2 separate regions of the Mus musculus genome follow, and region 2 is linked to region 1. A link is a contact called in ENCODE Hi-C data. All regions are on one chromosome and are shown on one strand. The core of a region is the stretch at or near the end of the contact, and the rest is flanking DNA. Distances in the headings are between cores, read along the strand shown.

What was found. A loop is a pair of places that touch in the nucleus more often than their neighbours do.
Region 2: a map of T-helper 2 cell shows a loop between it and region 1 (151-fold over the local background). The contact joins the promoter of Zfp839 here to the promoter of Gdf7 in region 1. A Hi-C loop is called at or near these places in 3 of 37 maps with a recorded cell type or tissue (T-helper 1 cell, T-helper 17 cell and T-helper 2 cell).

Annotation. Positions count from the first base shown.
Region 1 is chr12:8,299,255-8,304,749 of GRCm38, forward strand. Gdf7 (growth differentiation factor 7) reads right to left here and starts at 2,700. Exons shown (of 2, transcript NM_001312876.1): 1 at 2,313-2,700. The coding sequence starts at 2,679. It also overlaps a transcript of Ldah not described here.
Region 2 is chr12:110,847,216-110,852,710 of GRCm38, forward strand. Zfp839 (zinc finger protein 839) reads left to right here and starts at 3,064. Exons shown (of 7, transcript NM_001199785.1): 1 at 3,064-3,348. The coding sequence starts at 3,103.

The sequences.
Region 1 (5,495 bases), core at 1,450-3,949:
TCTCTGGACCAAAAACTTAACCATTAGTTCTGCTGCCTGCACTGGCATCTTTCTTTTGCCGAAAGGTAGGTCAATTTTCTGAGCAGGGGTGTCCTGAAGGGGGCCAAACAGAAAGCGCTCACACACTTTCCCAATAACTTGCTTTATGTGACAATTGTCCCTTACTGCTGAGCCGAGCGCCCCAGAGAGCTGCAAGCACTCCTGGATGTGCGGAAAACGAAAACTTCTCATTCCCTAAAAGCACTTTTCCCTTTGGTTCCTTTTCTTCTCCCAACCCAGCCTAGACACCTTCACTGACCACGGTTTCCCGTGCAAATTGGGCCCTTGAAAATTGTCCAGAAACGGAACGCATAAGCATCGCGACACCCTCTGCTTCAGCCCACCCTGCCCGTTCAGCCAGGATAGCGACGACGTCAACCCCGCTCTTGGCTCCTTCTGGTGCCCCCGCGGCTACCAAGGGGAATGGAAAAGACAGCGAGACGCAGAGAACCTTCACGGAGAGATTAGAGGAGGCGATGTTTCTGCGGTGCAGACTTGCTCATTCTTTTGCTCCGGTGTGATTTATTTCGGGCTTGGGGTTTTATTTCTGGTCATGGGTCCTTTTTCTTTTGGGGTGGACTCAGACAAAAAAAAAATGTTTAAATTCCACCAAAGAGCAGATAAGGCGTTGCCTTTGAAGGGGGTCATATGGTTTCGTTTTGCCCCATCGGAGAGACCATGCAAACTCCCCCCACCTTTGGGGATTTGTTCTCAACCATGGAGCCAGGCCCTGGTGTTCTAAGTCTACAGTCTGGGTGTACTGTTCTGCCTCCACAGCTCTGTTCTAAACTGAAGCTGGTGGGAGCAAGCTAGACAGAGGCCCTGGGCCATATTCCCCGTCCCTGCTTTTCCTCTCAAAGACCCTTCTCTGCAGCCTCCGCCTCACCCCGCTTCCTCGGCCTTGCTACCTCCCCAGGGAGGGAGGGAGAAAAGGTGGCCCGCCTCTGGGTCTTGCTGGTGGAGCAGAGCTACGCCGGAAGGAATTAGCTGGTTTTATAACCTTGTACACTTAGCCAGCCCTAACAAAGTCGGATGCTTCTGTTACTTTAGGCCCCTCTCACTGTTGGCAGCTTGAGAGCGTCCTATGCAGGGACAGGTTAGGAGTTTTTCCTGATTCTGCTGCACACTGGGATTGGAGTTTCCTGTAAGGATCCCACCAGTCAGTGTGGCGTGCCATGACAGACCCTTGGAAAATAGATGCTGGTCCTAAGTGCCCCCATAGGACCGTCAGGGCCAGAGAGTTCTATGTATGGAAACAAAGCTGTCTGTGCGTACATGCTGCGCACTGAGTGTGTTTCTGAGATGGCTGATGCGTGGTAGCCACAGCCTGTTTTCCCACGCTGGTATCAAAGGCCTGCAGACTGCCAAAGGCTGCCTAGCCTCACTTTTCAGCCCTACTTGCCTTCCTTTCCCTCCTGATTTCCAAGCTAGATCTTTGGCTGGGCAGAATTGAAGCCAAAATTACTTGCATTTCCGCCTGAAATTAGTTAAATTTTCCCTATCTGTCTGCTTTAATGACTTCAATGGAGATTAATAAAAGCCAGATGACACACACATACTACAACCACCCCACAACCCCACCCACATCCTACCTTTGGAGGGCCCTACACAGGGTAAAATGTGATGTTTGAGCTCCAACCATCCCTTTTCTCCCCACACAAGCCGAGGCCCTGGACTCTGGCTGCTGGGGCCTACTGTCACAGAAGGAAGGCAGGCACCCAAACTCTCTTCCCATACACAAGCCACCATCCACCCGAAACGGCCTGCCTGAGAGGGGTCCTTCTGATACCGAGAGGCCATGACTTTAATTGGATACCAGCTGCTCTACCCTGAATTCCCCTGAGCTTCAATTTGTGTATAGTCCCCAGTCCCCCGCTGAACACAAGGCACTACCATCACTGCTCTCGTCCCTCTTGGCGGGAACTCAAAGGCCACAACTCCTGCCCTTCTTTCTTCTCCCAGGGCTCCAGGCCCAAGGCTACACTAGACCCTTCCCCCAAAGAAGCGGATCTTGAGCTCCGCTTGGCTTGAGGGGAACCTGCCAGCCTGTTCTGAAGAGCGGCTCCCACTCCCTTAGCCCTCGGAGACCAAGCCTTGACTGGCTTAGGGGTTCGTGAACAATGACTTCGAAGACAACTTTTTCTCTCCAGCACCTGAGGATAACTATAGGGATCATAGTTCAGGATCGAATCGGGCAGAGGCTTGCCTCCCCCGGCTCGTCTCCAGTCAAGAGTAGACGGGATGGGCTGGTGCGCAGAAGACGCGTAAAGTACCTTGAGTTGCTTGGTCTGTGAAGCCGGTGATTGTGTCCACACGCCCGTGCCCTGAAGCTGCCGCGACCGGAGCCCTCCCCGCCAGGCTCCTGTAAAGCGACATCATGAAGTGGTGTGGCACCACCGAGCCGTTCCTGAAGCCAGAACCCGCAGCGCGGCGCACAGCTCGGGGACCCGGAACCGCAGCGGCCTGGAGAGCTGAAGGGCCTGGAGCCCGGGCGAGGGTCCGCCCGCCGCCGCCGCCCCCGGGGCTCCAGGCTGGTCCAGCCCCCGCCGCTCGGAGCACCGCGGCAGCTTCTAGCCCGTCGCGGGGACGGCAAGCGCTCAGCAGCCAGAGACACAGCGCGGCGGCAGCGCTCAGGTCCATGGGCTCCTTGGGCCGGCCGGCCGCGCGACACGGGCTCCGTGGCTCCGGGAAGTCCCCCGACGCCTTTTGAACATAGTGTTTAATAATGGGGGAAGTGTGCGCAGCAAGCCGCTGCCCCCCTCCTCTCCCACCCCACCCCCGCCCAGCGCTCGGAGCAGCGCCCCCTGCTGAACGTTCAACCCGCAGCGCTGAGCCCCCCAACTCAGGCCTATCGCGCAGTGCAGGGTAGAAGTCGCCTCCCCTTGCTGTAGTGCCTGGTCCTTGTCCTTGCCAAGAGAAGGCCATCCGCCCGAGGCTCCTGCCACAACGCGGTGCCCCGCCTCCCCTCCCGAAGGTACTACGAGCCCCCACCCCCCTCCGCCCCAAGACCTCAGCGCACTCCTTGGCTGGAAGATGGGGCGTCTCGCGTACCCGCCCAGCTTCCTCCCGACTCCTCCATGGAGAAACACCGCCCTCCGCGTGATCTTGTGAGTGCTAGGGATGCCAGACCCGGGCCAAGTCAAGACTGGGCCCCTCCCATCCAGCTTTCTCGCCGTACGCCCCCTTGATGGATGCTCATTAGGGAGTTCCTAGGGATGCTTACGATACACATTTGGATGCCACCCTCTCCCGTCCACAGCCCTCTGAAGATAACAGTGGGAGGCCAGAGAAAGGGAGAGGATCTGTGATGAAGGATGAGTGGCTGGAGGGTACAGATGGGCACGGACCGGAAAAGCTTTGGGTGGGCATCTTGAGCCAAAGCAGGAGCTGAAATCTTAAAGGGTTTAATGAATTAGGAAGGCGGGGACCAGCGGAATCCTACTCAAATTAGGTCTCAGGGTTTGAATGTGCAAAGTAATTTGCCCGGGGAAAGGGGAGAGTGGGGCAGGTGACCACATTTCTTCAAGGTCTTCAGAGCAAAAGGCAAGAGTGCAACCACAAGCCCAGAGGCTGCGTTGCAAAGCCATGGAATAGCGCTCGGATGCCAGCATGGTTATAGCACTCTATGAGCATGGGTGGAAAGGGCCACCTCTGGTCTATGCCTGGGCGACTCTTGAGCATACAGACGCTGGGACTTTTGTTTGGCTAACTTCCTCCCCACTCCTGCTCTGAGGGGGGAAGGCGCCAGCATGTGTGTCGATTTAGTTCAGACAAACCCCAGAGCAAGAATGTCCAGAAAATAGACCAACTGTCCAAGGGATTTAAAAGCCTGGACCCCAAATCCATTACTTTAGCATTGTTCTGGATACCAAACTCAGAATCCACGCCCGGTCCGTGAGTCAGGTCAAGGTGCTATCTAAAAGCCTCTTCCTAATAAACTACATAGCCCAGGCTCCCGCGTTGGAGTCTTATACTCCCACCTCGCCCTCTGGATAGCAGGCACGCGTGCACCTGGACCACGGTCTGTGCTGCTGGCCTCCCTACTCAGGGCCTTCCTGCTGTTGCCAGATGGTGGGCATCTGGGATGACAACCTACCTTTGGTGGCCAGGTTGGGGAGCGGATGCAAAAGCCATAATTATGGGTTTCTTTCTTTCTTTGGGTGCCTGGAGGAAGTGGCTCTAGTAGGGTGGAGACTTCCTGGCGTAACTCCCTGCCCACCCATCCACCCCTGCCTACAGTGGCCAGCCAGGGGTCTCTTTGCTCAGAGGGACACTGGGTTCTGGTGGCCTTCTTTCCACAGACGCCACTCATGTCCAGACTTTGAGTTTTTCACAAATCAATTCTTTGTTTAGAAAACAGAGAGCCCTGGCCTGTCACCACCCTGGTTCCAGCCCTGGCTTTGGCCACTAACAGTCCTGGCCCTTCCGAGTCCCCTCCACTTGTCTTGGTTTCCGTTTCTCCGACTGTATAAAGGGAAGAGCAGAAGGGATCTGGCACTATGTTGGCCCAGTGGATGATAATGTTTCTTGATTACATGACACCCCTTCCCTTAGGCCACCTTGGAGCTGGACATTAGGACAGGTTAGTGATCCTTCCTGAAGTGGAGTCAAGGAAGCCACATAGCTTCTGTTTGAGACTAAACTTCCTGGTCCATGATGTGTGGCTTAGATGCAGCTTGGAGCAGAGGTGGTTCAGTCACTTGTTCCCATCCCACAAGATGTTCTGAGCATTAACAGAGTTCAGAAGAGAAGTAGGTTTTATGAGCTCACTGGAAGCTGCTGTTAGAGGAAAATAGAAGGGGGAGGGGGGCTCAGCCCAACCTGCCGGCTGTGGCTGCGTGTAAGACATGCTGTACTCTCGTCATTTGTACTTCTCGGTCCAGACCCATCCATCCACCCATCCATCTCCACTCATCTCTTCTTGTAGCAACTTCTTATTGCTAGGCACTCTTCCGGGTGTTGCGAATCCATCAATACTCAAGGCAAACTTGTGGAGAGCCAGGGTGTGCAGAAGAAACAACAGCCAGTAATACACAAATGCCTGGCAGACCATCAAGGACGTTCTGAGTACCTTGATGGGAGAGGTTTTTTTCTGTCAGCAGAGACCACATTGAAGCAGAGCCCTAAAAAAAAGGAAGGCATGGGGGTGTTGGAGGCCTGCCTGGCCCCTTCCCTCTTCCTCCTGCTTAAGTGACACTAGCCACTTGTCACCAGCCCATTGCCTTACGTGCCCATGCCAGCTGTTCTATCCTGTGATAGAATTTTTTTTCTTTTTTTTAATTAGGTATTTTCCTCGTTTACATTTTCAATGCTATCCCAAAGGTCCCCCATACCCACCCCCCCAATCCCCTATCCACCCACTCCCCCTTTTTGGCCCTGGCATTCCCCTGTACTGGGGCATATAAAGTTTGCAAGTCCAATGGGCCTCTCTTTGCAGTGATGGCCGACTAGGCCAT
Region 2 (5,495 bases), core at 1,814-4,313, about 100 Mb after region 1:
GTGGCACTCACTCACACAGACACATGCACATAAATAAAAATAAACCTTAAAAAGTACTTTAAACTGGGCAGTGATGGCACACACCTTTAATCCCAGCACTTGGGAGGCAGAGGCAGGCAGATTGCTGAGTTTGAGGCCAACAGCCTGGTCTACAAAGTGAGTTCCAGGACATCCAGGACTATAGAGAGAAACCCTGTCTCAAAAAACAAAAACAAACAAACAAAAAAGTACTTTAAAAATTATTTTGAGGGCTGGTGAGAAGACTCAGTGGGTAAGAGCACTGACTGCTCTTCTGAAGGTCCTGAGTTCAAATCTCAGCAACCACATGGTGGCTCACAACCACCCTCTTCTGGTGTGTCTAAAGACGGCTACATATACTTACATATAATAAAAAAAAATCTTTTTAAAAAATTATTTTGAGCCAGGCAGTTGTGGTCCCACATCTTTAATCTCAGCTCTCAGAATGCAGAGTCAGGCAGATCACTGAGTTTGGGGCCAGCCTCATCTACAGAGCAAGTTCCAGGACAGCCAGGGCTACACAGAGAAACCCTGTCACAAAAACAAAATGTAATAAAACAGGACAAAAATTAATTAATTAAAATTATCTTGAATTTAGTCGTGGTGGTGACTGTCTTTAACCCCGGCACTGGAGGCAGAAGGACCTCCAGGCTGGAATCAGAGGTGCACCGCTGCACCACGCCTGGCCAGTATTATTCAGCATTCATTTTCTAATCCGGTCTTCTGGTAACCCATCTTTTGTCTGTTAATTTGAAATGTACACATCCTCCAATTCAAATGATAAGGTTTTTTTCTCTCCAGCACAGTCAAGAGGTTGTTAAAACAGAGTCGATATTCTGGAAAATGGGGGTAATTCTCAATTTACGGTTGGAGGGAAGAGAAAAGGAAGAAAATAGTGAAGAAGTAAGTGGGTACGGTGACAGACACCTGTAACACCAGCACTCGGGAGGCTGAGGCTGGCAGATGTGAGCTCCAGGCCATACATGGAGCCTGTTGTTGTTCCACTGAGACAAAGACCCGTGGACAACCTTAGTGAGATGCCAGGGGAGTAACTCAGGACACTGCAGGGTGGAAACTGGCTTCAGTAATGATAAAGATGATAATCAGACCTGGGGTCAGTTCCCATCGCACGCACGCAGGCAAGCACCCACCGTGGCTTATAACCACCGCAGATGATCTGATGTTCTTGCTCACAAGTGCACACATAATACACACATAGTATATACTCAGGCACATACATACATAGTTTAAAATAAAAAGAGAATCCTTTGGTGAAATGCAATAATCAGAGCCTTCCCTGGCAGCAGGCTGTCCCCAGTCCCTCTCCTATGCGTCTCCCTCATCTCACACTGACTCGTGATTGATAGGACCCTCATCCACCCAACAGGGGCTTAATGAGGATGTGTTGACCAGTGGTCCTACTGTGCTACTCAGCGAAGAGCTGACACACAGAACCACTACAGTACAGAGAGAAGTTAGGCTGAGGCTGGGGAGCCGGATGGACAGACTGAAATGTGAGAAGGGTGGACACATGGGTGGATGGATGCATCTGCCCATCTATTTACCCACCCATCCATCTGTCTGTCCATCCATCCATCCATCCATCCATCCATCAATGCATGCATCCATCCATGCATCCCTGAGTGTATACTTTGGCTCAGAGCTTGTGTTGGGCACCCAATGGGTAATATGTCATTCCTGCCCTCGAGATGTTCACTCTAGATGCCAGGTAGCTGTGGGATGGGTCACCCCAGAAACACTTGAGGAGGCTTCAGATGGAGCACTAATGTCAAATATGCAAACATTTTGGGGCTGGAGAGATGGGTCAGTGGTTCCAAGCACTGGCTGCTCTTACAGAAGTCCAGGGTTCCATTCCCAGCAACCACATGGTGGCTCACAGCAATCCCTCTGTTCCAGGGGACTGCCAGTAACACGAGTTGTGTACATAGACCCAGGCAAAACACCCATACACATAAGACAAAACAAAAAATGAAATTAAATGCAAACTTTATAATCCTATTGTGAGGCAGGGTAAAACTGAGCGGACACACGGAAGGGAAAAGTGCTCATTACCCTGGAGTCGCGCTGAAGCCTCATGCCAGCAGGGTGTCAAGCAAGGACTCATGCATAATTGACAATTACTGAGAAGGTTGCCAACATAAAGAGAATATTCCATCTATATAGAAATGCTTAAGATAATAATGTTAAAAACTGGGCATGATGGCACACACCTTCATTTCCAGCACTCAGGGTCAGCCTGGTCTACAGAGGGAGTTCTAGGACACTCTGTGCAGGGTTACACGGAGAAACGTGTCTTGAACTCCACCCTCCCCCAAATAATAATGTTAAGACAACAATAAATTATGTATATATTACCTATTTCTTTTCTCAGGTATAAACTTGCAATTTTCTAGGAACCTCACGAGACTACACTTTATATATGTGAGGATTATAAATTATAATGTGACCTGTAGTTTTATCTGACCAGACTGCAGTCTGTGAAAGGATCCTCTAGAGTCACCCTGAGCAGCCCTCTAAACTCATTTACTGCAGAGGGGAAAAGGTTTCCTCCAGCAACCCTTGTAACCCTTTGTAACTTGAAAGCCACCAACATGTATGTCTGACTGACTGCTCAGACGTTTAAACTGACTCCCTCTCGAGAAGCCCCCTTGTAAATCTTAACTTGGTTGAACCTTTGTCCTAGAATTCATAAAGCCATGGTTCGAGCCCCTGGCACCGCATAAAACCAGAAGTAGTGAGTGGTGCGTGACTGTAACGCCAAGTTTCTCGAGCGGGGTTAGGAAGACTTTTCAATTTGAGGATTAGAGATCAGTGTAAGCCCGGGACTCGGGAACTCCGAAGACCTCCACTGAGGATCCGATCCGGGACATCAGCATGGAGCGAGTGACACTTGGGGATCGAAACATTAACAGAGCGGCGGCGGCAGCAATTTAGTACAAGCCCCGGAGCCATGGAGATGTTTTGGCCTGCCGGGCACGCGTAGGTTCCGCCCTCTACCGGGTGACGCACTTCCGCCCCGCCCCTACAGACGACACGGGTTCGAGTCCCCCCCCATAGGCCGCCATGGCAGGCGCGGAACCGGAGTCCGGGAATGTCGGCGACAGTGGCTCGACTCTTCCCGGCCGGAGCCACGGCGCCGTGCGCTTGGCTCCGCTGGACCCCGAGCAGCTGCGGCGGGTTCTGGAGCAGGTGACTCGGGCGCAGCCACCGCCCAGCACGCTGCCGGCCGCGGCGCGGCGGCTCCGGGACGGGGCCCAACAGGCCCAGCGGGGGCCGGGCGCCGAGGCCCCGCGCCTGCTGACACCGCAGGTGAGGCGCCGCGCGGGGTGGAGGGGCCGGAGCTGGCCGCTGCGGACCGCGTTCGGAGCCTGGGTCGTGTGCGCCCAGCTCTGCGCGCCCGGCCCACCTCGGGGCGTCCTGCTTCCTCCTCTGCGCTCACAGCCCTGCTCCAAGCCCCTCGGCGCCTGGCCCGCCCTACAGCAACTTGTCCTTCCTTCAGCATCTATGGGGCGCTAGAAGTATGCCAGGTTCTACACTGAGGCCAAGTGTATTCTCAACGGCCAGCGGGTAGCATAAGTCACGTCTTGGGGGTGGGGGGTGACAAGGGAGAACTTTCTCCTGATCGGTTCTGGAGCTGGAACCCAGAGCTGAGTGAATTTAGAGGAAAGCGGTGGCGGCACGCGCAGCCACTGACCCAGAACTGAGCCTGAGTGGAGAGAACTTTGCTGGAGACTTTGGCAAACTTCAGTGTCCAATACAGTAGCAAAGAAGCACAGGAAGGCGCCGCACTGCAGAACTCCCTCCCTCCCGGCGGGTTTACCCCCTAGCTCACACAGATTTGGGCTGTTTTGAGAGTAGCCATTAAAATCTGGCTTCTCCTGGGAGGGTCCAGGTAGCTCCTGAAACTGAAGGTACTCTATGTCGGTCGTAAGAAGACCTGCTGGCTTTTGCAAATGACAACACACACCTCACCTCAGGGGAGAGACCAGGAGAGAGAGCTGCCTCCACCAAAAATAGGGCAGAGAATAGAATTCTGTGGTCTCCAGTGGTTTTGAGGTAGATATTGGCTATTCAAGGCGTGCTGTCTTCCTGACAGCACTTGCTAGAAGAGTGACCCTTGGTGACTGACCCTCGTTGGGCATTGGCTTCTCTGCCTGCAGGAAGGATGGCTCACTATCTAAGGTTCCTCACTGGTAGACTGCTGCCCTAGGGAGCAAGTCTGAGACAGACGTGACACACCATTGGTGCGGCCTCCGTGAAGCTCCTGCTCGGAGCGTCTGCACGCTATCATACATTGTCAGAGAGGCACGGCTGTCAGCGGCCACATGACATGTTTTGCTTTTTGGTTTGTCTCCTTTCTGAGATTAGGTCTTGTTTCCCAGGGTGGCTGCAGACCTGACACATGGCTGAGCATGACTTTAAATCGCTAATCCTTCCTTCCCCTCCTCTAGAGGTGTGTGCGGTGCTGGGGCTGAACTGTGTGGTTCCTCTGTGGTTTAACACTCTTATCAACCGAACTACATCGCTGCCACCCCAGGGAAACCACACAAGAGAGGTTCAGTGTCTCGGCTTGCTGTACTCTAAGGCTGTGTCCTCCTTACCTTGCTAAATATGGCCACAATTTTGAATTTGATATGACAGCTTTGGAAAGAGGCAGTGATATAATTTCCACCAAAGGAGAGCAAACTTAATCAAAGTTAGCTTGATAGATTTGCTGGTGGTAGCTGGTGTGATGGGGATGGTGAAAACCAGATTCAAATAATGAAAGAATGGACCCCTTTGTGGCCTGGTGTGCAGGATAATCTTCCAGCTTAAACTGTGCCCTGATAACCCAGAGGCCAAGCAGATAAGGATTCTGCCCCCAAGGAGTCTGAGGACTAGGAGGAAGTGACACAAGACCCAGATGATAGCTGGTCAAGGACAAAAAGCTAGAGATGTAACTAACTGAATACATTCAGAAAAAGGAAACGGTCTCTGGGAGCACACAGCTAATGCTGAAAAGCTAGTGTCTGAGCTAGATTTGCCAGGCTGGGTGCCAGCTGGAAATGCAGGAGAGGAGAGGCAGCATTCCGGGGTACACTTGGGGTTCATTGATACAACCAGGATAGCAAGCTCTGGCTCACTGTGGGGACAGCAGACCAAAAGTACAAGCCAGTGACCACCTTCTGGGGTAATGTGGGTCTCTGGTCCCATCTTCACTGTTCCTGACCTATAGACACACTTCAATTCCACCAACAGCTGTGCGCGGTCCTAGCCTTCCAAGAAGCCTCGTTTCCCTTAGACAGAAGTGCCTTGTAATGCCTGACCAATTCATTGTGACCTTCAAGGCACCTGAGAGACAGTCGTCTTCTGGAACGTTCTCGAAGGCCTCTGTTGTGTCACTGTGGCAGTGTTACCTGCCTGACCTGTCTCTGGGGACTACTGTCTCCTTTCAGAATTGTCAGTGAAACATTTGA